Regions from separate parts of the Mus musculus genome. Here region 2 is linked to region 1. A link is a loop called in an ENCODE intact Hi-C map of the cell type or tissue named here. Cell type or tissue: left cerebral cortex. All regions are shown on one strand.

Region 1 (8,000 bases):
AGTAAAGTAGTAGTATTTGGTTTTACCATACGCCTCTGGCTTTCTAGTTCTAGTTTCTTGGTCACCCAGCTTTGAGATATCATTGTATCAGCATATCTTACAGGCAGAACTTCACTGAAGGTCCAAAGCAGTATAGCTGAGTTGGTGTTTGTTTTTCCCCTTTGGTAGAGTGCTGTCTTATTAGGGATTTTATTGCTTCAATAACAAAAAGGTAAGTTTCGAAGGACAGGGTTTCATTGGCTCACACTTCCACATTGCAATCCATCACTGAAGGAAGCCAGGACAGGAAATCAAACTCCAAGAACCTGGAGCCAGGAGCTGATGCAGTGTGGTATTCGTGCGGTATTCATGTTGGGGTCCAGCTGTGGTTCCATGTTCTCTATTTTCTCAGGATGTCCAGATGCTGCTGCACACCGGTCTGGAAGGATGAAGGGGAGTAATGAATGGGTGGGGTCTGCAGGATTCCAGTCTGGCTGGGAGTGAATGTGTTAGTGGAGGGGAAGGTCTTCTCCAAGGGTCTTCAGTGAAATAGCTGAGACAATCTTAGCATAAGCACATACCTTTACACATACCTGGGTTTATGTGAATACACTTTATTGGGGTGAACCAGGGTTTTATATATATATATATATATATATATATATATATATATATATATAACCCTGGAGAGTGGGAGGAGCTTCTTCTTAGAGTGACGTTTCATTGGCTGAGGCTTAGGTATTAGAGATGTCTCATTTGCATGGAGAGGCATATTCCAGGAATTTGAACCTGGAATTTCCCCCATGTCGATAGAATGTGGAGGTTGGGCTCCCCCATCAGGCAGAGAAGAGGAATCCTTGATAAGAACAGGGAGTCCTCTCTTTAATGCCAAGCTCCTGAAAGATGTCTGGAAGTGGTAGACTACAACCTTAGTAGCGAGGTGCTAAGATGCAGAAGCTATGGAAGGGTGCTGCTTACTTGCTTGCTCCTCATGACTTGCTCCATTTCCATGCGTTCGTAAACTTTTTGTTGCTGATAATCCAGCTTGGTGGTGTTATTTTCAGTTTCTCCTGTCTGTTGAGACTTGTTCTGTGTCTGAGTATACGGTCAATTTTGGAGAAAGTTCCATGATCTGTAGAGAAGAAGGTATATTCTTTTGTGTTTGGATAAAATGTTCTGCAAGTAACTGTTAGGTCCACTTAGTTTATAATGTCTGTTAGCTCCAGTATTTCTCTGTTTAGTTTTTGTCTGGACGACCTCTCTGTAAGGGCGCTCCTCAGAGTCTACAAAAACACCCAGACACCAAGTTCTCAGCACAAAGACAATTACCCTGGAGAGACAAGCTGCTGGGTAATGGGACAGGACTTGGCAAGCAGGGAAGATACTGCCTCTGGATCAGACAAAGATAGAAGTCTGTGTTTTTTCAGGAGTTGATGTTTAAGGAGAAAATGGAAGGAAGTCTGTGCTATGATGAGTTGGTAAGACCTGACTGGACAGGTTAGCCAGTGGTAAGACCTGATTGGACAGGTTAGCCAGTGGTAAGACCTGATTGGACAGGCTAGCTAGTGGTAAGACCTGATTGGACAGGGTAGCCAGTGGTAAGACCTGATTGGACAGGTTAGCTAGTGGTAAGACCTGATTGGACAGGTTAGCCAGTGTAACCAAAGAATGAATTTTGACTTCTGGACCTTGACGATTTGATAGTTGGATCTTGGTGATCAGTCTCAGGAATGAGTCAATGCCTAAATAAGGGAATGGCCCTTGGAGGCTAGCTTCAGGAATGTTATCTAAGGGTTTAACAAAGAAGAGGGGAGGAGAAAGTGCAAAACCTGCCAGCGCAACGCCATGCTTGCCATGTTTGGCCCTGTTAGCCCTTCACTGTCTATTGGCAAGAGTTGGGCATTGCAGTATCCCACTATCAGTGTGAGGATCAATGCATGATTTCATCTGTATTTAATCCTATTATGAACTTGGGTGCCTTGGAGTTTGCTTCATAGATGTTAAAAATTGCAATGTCCTCTTGATGGATTTTTCTTTTGGTGAGTATGTCGTGTCCTTCCCTATCTCTTTCTGATTATTTTAGTTTGAAGGCTATTTTGTTAGATACTACAATGGCCACACAAGCTTGCTTCTTAAGTCTGTTTGCTTGGAATACTTCTTCCAGAAAGCCGATGGCTCTGAATCCATTCGGTTCAAGATGCTTTTTGGGTTCTTCTGGAAGAAGGATGCCTAGGTTTTTGGACTCTACTGGAGTCATATTGTCCCAGTTGTTATTTACTGTGTTTTTTATGCTGTCACCTAGGGTTTGGGAAGATTGTAATTCTAGATGTTTAAATCTGCTTTTATGTTGTTGGATAGGTGTTTCATTCATTGGTTTCTGTTGCCCTCTCTGGTTTTTAGGAGGGTCTACTAGTTGTGTAATATCTAGTAGTTAATTCTTCTGGGTTGCTGCCAGGAGTGACCACTAGGGTTTCTGGGTAAAATGTGTTTCTACGTATTGGGATCTGATGCTGAGGAATTCGGATGGACTAGGAGGCAGGATATGAGATGGTCCGCAGTAGGGAAAAAAAGCAGTGTTGTCTGCTAGGATCTGTTTATTCCTCTGGGAATGGGGGCAGAGAGTGAGGAGAGGCCACAACAGCTAGTCTCTTATGGACCTGGAACGAGATTAGAGGATGGATGTGGAGGAGAGGAGAAAAAGATCTGAAGCTCACCCACCTGTTTCTCTGGTCTGCTTGCTTCTCTGTAGGCTTGACTGGCGAGTTGCTAGGGATGCCTACTGGAGTCGTGGGTTGGGATAACAGGATGGAATGATGGGAAAAGCTGGAGAAAACCTGAGTAGTCTGCTAGAGAGCAGAGGAAGACTGTGAGTCGCCATTGTTGAAGTGACCAGCACTTATAGACACTTGGTGTGAATTCAAGTGTGCTGGACACCCCTTTCCGTCTTGAAGGGATGGGGAAGTACAAGAAGCTTTGGCAAGAAGTGTGTGTGTGTGTGTGTGTGTGTGCGCGCGCCCGCGTGTGCATGTGTGTGCCTATGTGTTGCTGGTCTGAGGAATGTATACATTCACACAGAAATGGCCAGGCTACAACTCTAAAGGAGCAAATTCCTTTCCTCTACAAAAGGAAGATATTAATGTCAAAGGTAAATTGGACTGCGGTCATGGTTTTTCCTAAGGATGAATTCTGACTTCAAAGGTCCTGGCTTCTCAAAAAGCCGACAATACCTGCCAGGTAAAAACCATGGTTCTTCTCACAATTCCCACAAGATGGCAGCATTTCACCAAAGATGTCCCTCTCGTTGCCTATAAGAGAAAGAAGTGGAAATCAGTAGAGGACTAGTTGAGAATTCATAAAAGCAGAAAGAGCCCCAAATAGTTCCAAACCCTGGTGGCCCTCCAATTAAATGAAGCTCTTTAGCTTGAGCAGTTGCCTTCTAATACAATGGCTTCCCGCTTCCTACTTCTTAAAACAAGGCCCATCTGATACTCCAGTGCCGGTGCTGTGTTCACCACATGAGGGCGGTGAAGTCCCTTTGACGGCAGAGGATCGATAGTTCTGAATCTATTTTTTTGAAGATGCTTTGGGTTCTGGGACTGGATGAAGGGTGTCCAGTCACCTCTTGGCACCATGGAAGCCACTCACTCTTTCTCCATTATCAGTCTAATCAATATGGTGATTTTCCTGCCTTCAGCCCCCATGGCTCTACAGTTGACCGAGCCTTCTTGAACTCTACTTCAGGCTTCTTCTGAGCTCCCAGCTCAGCCCTATCTGATCCTTTTTGGGTTCCGGAGAAGAGGGAGTGCTATCAGTATCTGTAGTGAGTGTACTTGGAGATACATGCTGACGATCACAAGATGGGTGACTCTGTCACACTGGAGACAGAGAGAAGACACGAGGAGAGTCACAAGTTTGGTGTTGCTTACAGTAGTGGTACAGAACCGTCTCCACTCTCTTGAATTAGGTATGCCTCCAGGATCAACGGTAGCTTTGAGAACAACATCAAGGCTGTTGTGGATCCTTCACTCCACCCTCCCGCACCAGACTCGAGTCAGCGTCCGCTCTTACACCATAGCATGCTATTGCTTTGGCAACCAGTTCTTAGGTCAGCATTGCTGGAGAGAAACAATGGAGAGGATTCAGGAAAAGCATTTAGATGAAGAAAAGCAAGAAAAAGAGGCTTTCTGGGGTGTAAGTAGCTTGAGGTTTATTGGGGATAAAAGGGGGTGGGGAATAAGTGAGTGGGTGGACAGATTGGTGGATGTTGTTCGTAGAGAGGAAGTAGGCTTTGTAAAATCTCTTCAGTGTCTGCCCCACCCCATCCCTGCCACCCCTGTATTTCAGGATGCTGTCTGTGTCTCTGTCTGCCTTGCTACTTCTCAGATTGTATCTGGTGCTGAGTGAGGCAATACTTGTTGGCACTCCCAACCTACACACTCTGTGTTTACAGACAGTTATCATATCATTAGTCATTGCCTAGCAAGTACCGCTTTCATGTTTCCACATCTGGGTCCCTCCCACCCCCTCAGCTGTGTGTGCCCCACTCTCTGATCTCCTTCCAACACTTCCTTCTTCTTCAGACCCCAGAGATCTTCACAGACAACTTGTTGTCTCAGGTAAAAGATCAAAGTTATCAAGGAATGATGGGGGCATGTTGTGTGGACTCAGGGGAGAGCTAATACTTTTCACAACAGTTCTAAAGCCAGAACCAGAACCAAAGAAACTCCATTACTGCACACCCCATTTGCACACAATGTCTAAACTCTTTTTTAAAGTACATGAGTACTGCAATTCAGACCCATGGCATTTTGAAAGCATACCTCTAAAATGGATTGAATACATTTAGCGATTTTCTTTCTCCATTACAGAAAAATCCACTACAGAAGCCATAAACTTTTGTAGAGCAAAGAGGAACAAGACCGAAAGAGAGAGGAAGAGAATCGCAGGAAGGGACCTCAGCCTTGGGCCAGAAGACTTTGCACTCTAAGGCCTTGGCAAGCAGTGGTGCTAGGTGCAGCTATGCATCAGTTGGAGAAGAGATGGGGAGGGGGTGCAGGAAGATGGGGACTGAGTTGATTTGTATCTCTGTGCTTGATTATCTGGCTAGATCAGGAGATGAGAGTAAATGGTAATGAAGCAGCTCCGAGGGAAATCAGGCCAGCACAGCATAAAGGAGAAGCAGGTAAGACTCGGCAGAAAGTGGACATCTCCAACCTTCTGCGGTTTTAATCTGAAAGTCCAGTGCCTGCCACCCAACGTGCAGTGATATCTTCCATATGAGTTCATTCTATCTATTCATGTTCTTGGTCCTTCCCCCTCTTCCCCCATCCCGACAGCCATTCTCTTGCTACAGGTCCATTACTTATGTCATCATTTGCGATATCACACGGGTGCTCTTCTCCCTCTGCACACCATCCCCACCCCAGTCACAGTTCTATACCAAACCTCCCTCTATAACTCCATAGCTAAGACCTACTCAGTGATGACCTTGACTGTGAGGCAGAAATCACTCTCGGTACTGACTGGTTTTGTGTGTCCACTTGACCCAAGCTGGAGTTATCACAGACAAAGGAGCCTCCCTTGAGGAAATGCCTCCATGAGATCCAGCTGTAAGGATCAATAAGTGATCAAGGGAGAGGGCCCACTGTGAGTGGTGCCATCCCTGGGCTGGTAGTCCTGGGTTGTATAAGAAAGCAAGCTGAGCAAGCCAGGGGAAGAAAGCCAGTAAAGAACATCCCTCCATGGCCTCTGCATCAGCTCCTGCTTCCTGACCTGCTTGAATTCCAGTCCTGACTTCCTTTGGTGATGAACAGCAATGTGGAAAGTGTAAGCTGAATAAATCCTTTCCTCCCCAACTTGCTTCTTGGTCATGATGTTTGTTCAGGAATAGAAACCCTAACTAAGACACACTCCTTTTTTTTTTTTTTTTTTTTGATACTCAAGACTTTTGATAAATTGAAAAATAACAACCGAATTCCTCCATTATATAAACATACTTTTTATACAGTGCTGGTGAATGGCCCCAATAGGTTCATATATTTTAATGTTTAGTCATTAGGTCGTGGCACTACTTAAGGATTAGGAGGTTTGCCTTGTTGAAGGAAATGTCTCACTGAGTGAGACCTTTGGGGCTTCAAGTGGTCAAGCCATCAGACTTTCTAGCAAGTTAAGAAATGCATTTGGGATGCAGAACCCCTGTGAGCTCAAGGCCAGCTTTGTCTAAATAGTGAGTTCCAGGTCAGCCAGGGCTACATTGTGAGATGAGAGAGAGGAGAAGAAGAGAAGAGAAGAGAAGAGAAGAGAAGAGGAGAGGAGAGGAGAGGAGAGGAGAGGAGAGGAGAGGAGAGGAGAGGAGAGGAGAGGAGAGGAGAGGAGAGAAGAGAAGAGAAGAGAAGAGAAGAGAAGAGAAGAGAAGAGAAGAGAAGAGAAGAGAAGAGAAGAGAAGAGAAGAGAAGAGAAGAGAGAGACCAAGAAACAGAGACAGATCGAAAGAGAGACAGAGAGGCAAAATTCAACCAGATTCCTGACCTTAATATTTAAACAAGGAAAGGTAAAGATCTAGCAAAGATCTACCAGTACCAGTCCATAACATTTCACCTACAATCCACTCAGGTCAGGAGGACTCTGGATCTCACTCCAGAAGCTGCCTCCTGGAGCATCAGCGTATGTCTTCTCCACTCTGGGATTTTCATGAGATTGCTGCCTCCCTTGAGCTAGCTTGCTAGGGGATCTTACCTCTTGGTCTCTTTCCTGCTTTTGTTTTCTCTGTCCTTTGAGTTCTTAGGAAGTGGCATCTATCCCTCTAAGTATATGCTCTAGCCATACAGAGGCTTGATTAGTTGTTTTGAAGAAAGAGTCTCTCTGGTGTCCCCATGAATGGTGCTTTAATGTTCCTCCCAGATGACATCATGTATGGCCCTCTGTGTCCTGCACCAATCTTCTAAGCTCCATCCCCATGCCCTGATGCCAAGGGTTCATGCCCTACATATACAGTTTCCAGAGATTTTCAGCAACTTCCACACTAGAGGTTTTCCGTCTTCAGCCTCCCTCCATCAAGGTAGCTCGTACCAACCAGTAGGGTTGCAGGTACAAAAGCTAAGCAAATTCTAGGGTGCACCGTATGCTCCAGAGTTCCCTTGGGAATCAAGCTGCATCTGGAACTTAAAATCCCCACTTGCTCAGCTTCTCTCCATTCTCACACGATGTGCTCAGCTTCCTTCCGGTTTTTGTAAGCAATGACTGTGTAGCATGTATCCTCTAGAGAAACTCTTACTATATTTGTAAATTATATTTAATTACCCTTTCTATAAAGTGCCCCTGACCACCTTGAAAGAGAGATATAATCACTCCTTCCTCTGGCCACTTCTGATGGCCATTCATAGCAATGCCAATGATTCCAACTAAGCAAATCAACCTCTGTAATTGACAAACTTCCCCTCATAGATCAGTGAAGGGTGTGGTTGCATTGTCTACTGGTATTTCTCTCACAACTACCAGGGATGAAGACCATATTTATTGATTAGAAAACTTTTGGCATTGGCTTGAAATCTGCCTCTTTCTAATTTTCTTGCCGGTAGCAATTTCTGCCTTCTCACACAGCAGAGTTAATTTCCCATCAAGTTGTAGGTCTTGACCCCTCTGCATCTAGAGAGTCTCTTGGATGCTTTTGGTTCACAAGATTTCCCCATCTTCTTGCTGCTCCAAAATCTGTCAGTGTCCTCTGAGAGCCTGGCAGCCAAAGCTAGAAACATTTCGATGACATAAAATAAATATGTTTAAGAGTCAACTGACTTCATCAAGGCACATCTGGTTTGGTTTTCTTCACTGAGACTAAAATGCTTGAGGGAAAACCCCAGTGTGGAGTCACACTGAAGGCGCGACATGAAGACAGCAATCAGCTAAGACCACTAGGCTCCCTCAGGTGGACTTTTGGAGACTGGTTTTTCTCCTCCTGAATTAACAGAACTCATTGCGTTTGAAGCTAAACTGAAGGCTTAACTTGGGCCTACTCTTTAAGACTT
Region 2 (8,000 bases), 500 kb after region 1:
TCTGGCTGCTCTTCCAGAGGACCTGGGTTCGATCTCCAGCACCTATGACAGCTCACAACCATCTGTAGCTCCAGTTCCAGGAAACCTAACCCCCTCACACAGACTTACATGCAGGCAGAACACCAATGCACATGAGATAAAATTTATTTAAAACCTGGTATTATTAAAAATATATTTCCATTTATTTCTATATTTTACTTTATCTTTTAAGTGTTTTAATATAATAGATGTGATTAAGCAAAAGTAGAGTATTTATTTATAATTATAACATAGGTTAATATGTAGATAGCAACAAAGGTCTCTTTCATTCATGTTTCTGTGGACAGGAGGAGATCTCTTATTATAGAAATAAGATCACCCTGTGTATACCCCAATTTTATTTAACATTCAAATCTCAGAAATTCCCATCTTCTATGTATCTTTCTCCTGTCACTTAAGAAGTGACTTCTTAATTTATACAGCTGCACTTGTTGTACTTAGCACATGGTTTAATATGTAATTATTCCCCAATTATAATTAGAGTGTTTGCGTAACAGAAACCCAATTTAGCCTACTTGCTGAAACTACAATAAAAAAAAAAATCACACAAAATATATGAAGCAATTGTTTTGCAACAACTGGATAGCAGGGTTTTGGATTTTTTGTTTGTTTGTTTTTGTTTTTTCGAGACAGGGTTTCTCTGTATAGCCCTGGCTGTCCTGGAACTCACACTGTAGACCAGGCTGGCCTCGAACTCAGAAATCTGCCTGCCTCTGCCACCTGAGTGCTGGGATTAAAGGTGTGTGCCACCATGCCCGGCAATAGCAGGGTTTCTGATTACAGGCAGAAGCCCTGAAGGATGAGCGGCAAGTAAGGTACCAGTTTGCCCTCTTGAGAGAGCTTCCAGGCAGTGACATGGGAAGAGGGAAGTTGTGGTCATTCTCTGAGTCTAGAAAACAAACCTGAGAGCCTGGAAAGGCCAAAGAAGCTATAATCTACCCAACAAACACCAACCAAGAGAAGCTGTCAGGGGTGAGACCTCTGCAGAACTCTCTAAAACCTTGAGCATGGTACTGATTTGTCCTGAATGTGGTTGACCCTCACGTTTCCAGTAGAGCATTCAGAGAGCAAGTCTAACTAAGCTCAGAGACTTCATCGGCAACAAAATGATGAAACGGAGAGTGGAGATTGGGTAGAGAAGGGCCATCTTTTCAAACAAACCGCCTCGGATATTAGCATTTAATTAACAGCAAAGGGGTCATTGGCCCATACTTACACACAACTCTAAGTAGATCACTGACCTAAGTGACAAATGTGAAGCTAGAGAATATCTACAATAAGTAAGAATCTATTAGCTTCAACACCAAGTGCCATGGCCCAGGGAAAAGAGCAAAAACAATAAGCTTCATCAAAATTTAAAGTCTACTTATCAAAGTCTGTTACTAAGGTGCAAAGACAAACCAAGGGCAGGAACAAAGACTTTCAAATCATTCATCTGAGGAAAATACTTGAATTTTATAATACATACAATCTCTCAAAACTGAGCAAAGGGGAGAACAAAATTGCTAAATCGTTTGAACAAAGACTTCGCCAAAGAAGTGACAGCACTTTGCTGAGGTTCTTGGATGGCAAAGCAATCTACCACAGGCTGCTCAACAGCTGAGATAGAGCTAAGTCAGGAAGTACGAGGCTAGCTTGTGCAACATGGTGGGACCTCATCTCCACAGGTGAAGAAAATAATAAGAATGACCTTGATAACATGGATATCAAGGAACCAGGGCACTCATAACTTAGCAAGGAGAGTGTAAAATGGGTCGGCCACTCTGAAAAGCTATTCACCAATTTCTTCAAACACGGGCCTATATACCACACGGGCCAGCCATTCCATTCCCAGAATTAAGCGAAGAGAACTGAAAATATATGTGCATTTGCACATGAATATTGATGACAACTGTATTTATAAATCTTAAAACCTGTACATAATGAAAATGCCAATCAACAGATGAATGGACACACTGATTTTGCCATACTGCACAATACTAGGCTATCTGCAAAATAAAGACTGGAATGTTGGTATGTGCCTCAACGTGAGTGGACCATAAAATAAAGGAGACCAGTAGATTAGATAAAAAATGAATCAAAAAATGGTATAGAATACCAAATAAATAAATAAATAAATAAATAAATAAATAAATAGGAAATAACCCCCAGTAACAGATAAAAACATCCATGAGTCCCTTGGAACCGATGAGAGATGGGGATGACATCATGAGACAAGTCAGGGGAACTGAAGAGCACTGCCTGCACTCAATATCTCAACTACGGTGAGAATTTCACACGTGTTCACCAGTGTCACATATGTCAAGGGATTTTGTACCTTCATAGCAAATTATAATATGCCCATTCTGCCCCCAGAAAGACTGCTTAAATAGTTTTATTTTATGTAAACTAATTTATAAGATTTCTAAAAAGACAATCCAGGAGTGTCATGAACAAATTAACTTTCTACTGACAGAGCTTTGAGAAGATACTAAGCACTTATATGATATAGTAAATATATGGCTTTAAGTTAAATAGAATCCCTGCATTTTTCCTGCAGACCACATTTGCAAGACACAACGTCTGCATCTTTCAAAGTCTTCCTCCTGTGATAAGTGAAATTCAAGTAATTTGTGTGTGTGTGTGTGTGTGTGTGTGTGTGTGTGTGTGTAATACCCAAATTCATTCCAGTATTTCCAAAAGACAATCAAACCAGGACAAAACCTGGTAAGAAAAATAAAAATTAGCAAACCAACCAGTTTGCAAGAACATGCTAGAGGGGTATCGAAAAATATCTTGAATGGGAATAAAGCACACCAGAGACAATTCTGCTGAGCATGGTGTTGGGAGAGTAGCTTGTCTTTTTCTCAGACTTCTTACCTAGTGATTTCATTACTTGCCTGAATTCTGTACCATTCCCAAATAGATTCTGAATTTAAATAGCTGCCTCTAAGATAATGTGGTAGTAGTTCATATTTGTGACGGGCCCTAAGAGTCAGTTGGCACTTGCAAATGCCCTTCAAGATATTCTAATTGGTTTCAAACACAAGTTCTATCTCCCCAAATAATGTTGTTACAGGTTGATGAATCTTATCAGTGTACCCAATGAGGCGAGAAATATAAATAAATTTCTTTGTGCCCAACAGATTTTCAAAGAGTTACGGCACAGTGGCTTCTTTCTGAAGTCTAAACTTCTGAGAATTGCTCCAAGCTTGCAGGCAAGTTGGCGGGCTCGATGAAGCAAAGAAGCCTCATGCGCTGGCCACAACAAGCTTCACCAGAGAAAGCAGATAGACTTAGCACTCCATCACCCTTCAGTGGCAATGGGGCTCATGCTGAAAAACTTCCTCACACTGCCTTTATTTTGTGACCACGTCTGTGTTCAGCACCATGGACAGACCCAATGGCCCCGAAGCCGGGACAATGGAGCAGCTCATAAGATTTCTGTAGCAAAATTTTATAGACTGCCTTAATATGTCAGATTAATTTGGTGTTTATGATAATGAGGGAACTTTTCCATTTTCATTTTCTTTAGTGCTTTTCAAAATGATGAGTATCTTGGAATACAGCAAAAGCAGTTTGGAAGGAAATTGCTTTATTTTTTTTTTTTTATCCAAATGGTTGAACTAATAGATTGAAATTTTTACAGAAAAGGCCTCAAGAGATACAAACGACAGAAAAAAGTTACAGAGAAAGGGGGAGCAAAAGTAATTTAGTGTCACATTTCTGCGCTTTTCAATCAGATGATACTGGCAAGTCACACAGGTATGGTTCTTACTCCCCCAACTTAAAAAGTCAGCCAGAAACATTTGTATCACTTCAAACAGTGCTAAGTACTCTATAATGGTGTGTATTTACGTTTGTATCATGGTCATTTTCTCCCAAAGAAGGACAAATCATATTAGTAATGCTAACATCCCTTTCTATCCGTCATTAATATTTGAAAACAAGTGGAGTCAAATTATATTAAAATCTTCAAAGGGAGAGAGGATAAAAGATTCCATTGAGAGATCATCTTTTGTCTTTAAATATATGCATACGGTAGAACAACTGAATTCTGTCTTGATGTGAAAGATAGAAGAAGGAAGCCTGCTGGTGAGGGGAAGGTATGCCTCTGTACATTTATTCATCCATATATTAAAACCTGTATTATGTGGGAACATCTCTAGGGGTGGGGCTACAACAGCGATGACCAATGGACACAGTTCTAACTATCTAGCTCTGAACTTCTTGCTGTGTTGTTAGACTCCCCATCTCCTGTGCCATGGAAGGAGAGCAGTAGATCTAGAGTTATCGAGAAGCTGGCTGAAATGGCCAGCCCTGAAAGCACAATACAAGTAGTGTTGTTCAGACTCAACAGGTTTTATGTAGGAACATATATATATATATATATATATATATATATATATATATATATATATATATATGCATATGATAACAATTAGTGGAAAAGAAGGGGCGTGAATTTGAGAGTGGTGAGGGCTCTGTGGGAGGATTTGGAGAAAGGGAAGGGGGAAATGTAATCAAAATATGATCTCAAAAACAAACAACAAAGCATGCAGAGGCTTGAGAAGAGCAGCTTCATACTAGACAAAGCCAGGGCAGGGTGCTCTGTAATCTTGCAAGTGAGAGTTTGCTGATCCTTACAAATTTAAAAGAAGAAGAAGAGGAGGAGGAGGATGAGGACGAGGATGAGGACGAGGACGACAAGGAGGAGGAGTCAGACCTAAGTACACAGTGACTAATTGCTCACTGATATGGCCCAGTCTGGACTCTTCCTACCACTGATCAGATTTGTACACCTAGAGAGTAACAAAGAGGCACTGGACACGCCCTCTAGAGGACAGTCATGGGACTTTCTAGTCAGAGATCACAAGGTGCCTTTTACATCTGAGTAAACTTCTCCAGTCCTTTCAGCATACACGGTTCTCAGGAAGCTTTACAAATCAAAAGATAAGCAAGCCAGACTCAGTTCAGAAAAAGACAAGGAACCATCTGTGCTGCCCGGAAGAGAATGAACTATTTTTACATTACACGGTGGCAAATCGGTTAATTTCAAATTCTGACATATATTCATGGTGCAGTAATGGTCTGCATTACCCAGAAAGGCAAATATAGAGTAGAAATTGTCCGTACATTAAAACTATATGAAGACAGTCGGCATGGCTGGCTGATAGGAACAATATCGCAATGCAAACTCCACAGCCAGTGAACAGCTCATGTGTGTTACCTTTTAAGGTTTTATGCATGAGAAAAGTGCTGTTTCATAGCAAATGGATTTAAGCTACCATGTGACATTGCTTTATCTAGTGGTTTTACCTTTTTGTTTACTTAAAACATAATATTGGGGCCAGCAAGATGATTCAGAAGGTAAAGGCACTTGCTGCCAGTCCCTAGGGACTGCCTGAGTTCAATTCCCAGGACCCAAGGGGTAGAAGAAGAAAACTAAATCTAGAAAGTTGTTCTCTGACCTTTACACATGAGCTGTGGCACACGTATGTCCCCACACATACAACACACACATGTACACATAATAATAAATAACAAATTCTTTCAGATAAAAACAAGATACCTTTGAATTGATAATCTTAACTTTTATGTGCATGCACATAAAATGTGCCTTTAAAAAAAGAATTCTCTTTCTCCCCACATAGAAGGTAATTCCGAGGACATGAGCTGTCTAGCTTAGCAACTATTACCCTTTGATTTACCACAGCAAGGCCTATCCTTGATATATAACACCAACACCTATTGGGACTTCATTTCCTTGTCAGCCATTTTCCCAATAATTATCATTTTTCCCTGTCCTGCATGCACGGGGATAAAAGAAACTATGACAGGATGCAAGTTTTTGTCCTTGACACCAAGGCTAGCACTGTAATTGATAGCGGTACCAGATAGGGCTTCCTAGCCACTGACACATGCAGAAAATGTTATTTTCAGGCTGGATATAATCTCCATCCAATATCCTCTGCAGTAGGTGGTTGTTATCATAAGGGAAGACTGGCAGTCTCACTGTAACAGATACTCCAGTCCTCAGGGGGGTTATCCTAATGCTCAAATGACCCTTCCTGATGTGACACAGAAGAGAGACTGGTTTTCTGAATAGTGGCACACATTCAAGATTGGACAGTCATGGTATCATTAGACACTGTTCTGTTTTGTGAGTGGGATAGATGATTTACCCTGAAGCGAAATTTATCACTTCCAGTTAATTTCTTTTAAAAACAAATCAAAACTCACCTACCACCCTCAAGCACCTATCTTTAGTGAAAGCCCAAAATGACATAGTTTTCTAATGAAAACTAAATTTAATCATCTCTCATGGTTTGGAGCATTAAAACAAACAAGCAAACCAAAGCAAACCACTAGTCTTTGAGTCACAAAAGGTAGTTAAGACCCAGGCTTGCTCTAGACTAGGTGCTGAGTGTTTGAAGGTCTGAGTGTTTGAAGCAGCCCCAAACCACTAACCCTACTTTCTAACCCTTAATAAGGCAATTTTAGGGAGTGGAATTTGAGGGGATGGTTTGCTCGTGGGAGTGGAGTCCTGCGTGGGGTTAGTGCTCTTACAAGGGTGGAGGAAGAAAAACCCTCCCTTCGCCTTTGCATCAGGCAAGGTTGATGTGAAGAAAGCTGTGCATGATTTGAAAGAAGTTACCATGAGCCAGTAATTCAAGAGATCATTTTGATCTTTCACTCAGTGGCTAGCTCACGAGCACTCGGATGCCAAGGCACGAGGATAGCCACAAGCCTGGGGCCAGCTTAGGCAATAGAGTGAGTTCAAGGCCAGCCTCAACTCCAATAGAAAGAAAAGGAAAACAAAAGGTCGCTTTTGCTCCTCTATCATTTAAATTGTTGATCAAAGTATTTGGCATACTCGGGTGATACGCTTTAATGAAAGTTTAACAAAACCTTGACGATTTACAGAGGTGTAGGAAGGGTACAGGAAAGGCACCAGACCCAGTGTACCATCTCAGAGAACACACCAGATTGCCAGCCTTAAAGTATCAAAGAAAAGAAAATCACAGGCAGCTGGAGACAGAGGAGCTAAGTGGAGAGACCAATGTCACAGGAGCTGTGATCTTAGCTGGAGGGACAAGCACAGGGGAAAGAGACTCCACCAAGCAATGGGAGGTAGCAAATGTCTTTTTCTCACAGTTTCCACTCCCACTAGTTTCTGATCTTTGCACTGTATATATGTGTATGTATGTGTGTGTATACATATATGTGTGTATATGTGTATAGATATATGTGTGTATATATACACATACACACATATATGTATACACATTCACACATATACATATGCATATACATATACATAATGCAAAGATAAAAAGCCAGTGGCAGTATGGAGGTAGACAGACAGACAGACTGACTGAAGCAAACGAGCCCTGGTGATGCCCAGTATGGACTCTCACTTCCTGAAGCTCAGGACAGATATGGGCCAAGATCTGGGAAGAGGAATTATCCATCTCTTGCTCACTTGTGAAGCACAATAGCTTCTCCATGGTGCCCGTCCCCTGAAGCTTCTTAGTGACGTCACCAGTGTACGCTGCTCGTCCCTTGAGCCCGTGTACTGTGGTGAATCCCTTCCGAATTCTGTCTACAGATCGGGTGTTCAAATAACATACCCCCCAGCTGTCACCAGGAGCCCATTAGAACCTTGTGAGGCACTCATCTGAAATAACCCTAGACCTCCCCAGGAATCCACAAAGAATGTAAGCGAATCAATTGCTTCAGTTAGATGAAATGTCAGTGTTAGTAAACATTGATTTTCTATATTCCCTCTCTCTAATTAGTTGCTTTGAACATCAATGGTTTGTGTGCACGTGCGTGCGCACGCACACACACATACACACAAAGCTATAATGATTCTTTTTTAGAGCACCAGCCAACCAGAAAGATTGAAGCACAATCTTATTCACCCTTTGATGGACTGACTATCCATGTGGAATCCCACCACACTGCAGACAGTGCTC

What was found. Hi-C counts contacts between places; a loop is a spot of excess contacts. Peaks named below come from ENCODE experiments on the same cell type or tissue, not always from the same donor. Only the 100,000 strongest peaks of a DNase experiment are listed, where the experiment ranks them.
Region 2: it touches region 1 in a loop (2.1-fold over the local background); 6 of 42 quality-filtered maps call a loop at or near these places.

What each region holds. Positions count from the first base shown.
Region 1 is chr5:99,199,260-99,207,259 of GRCm38, forward strand. No RefSeq gene overlaps it. Among named protein-coding and RNA genes, the nearest start is that of Rasgef1b, 50 kb to the right of the region's middle. In left cerebral cortex, CTCF peaks have their summits at 826, 3,293 (motif pointing right) and 3,498 (motif pointing right); DNase peaks (open chromatin) are centred at 2,805, 3,295 and 3,444; H3K4me3 peaks cover 267 bases.
Region 2 is chr5:99,704,057-99,712,056 of GRCm38, forward strand. The region is part of intron 1 of A930011G23Rik (RIKEN cDNA A930011G23 gene); the gene reads right to left. All of the region lies in intron 2 of Gm16226 (a long non-coding RNA gene), which reads left to right. Among named protein-coding and RNA genes, the nearest start is that of Gm16226, 7.7 kb to the left of the region's middle. In left cerebral cortex, a CTCF peak has its summit at 4,849; a DNase peak (open chromatin) is centred at 4,944; H3K27ac peaks cover 456 bases.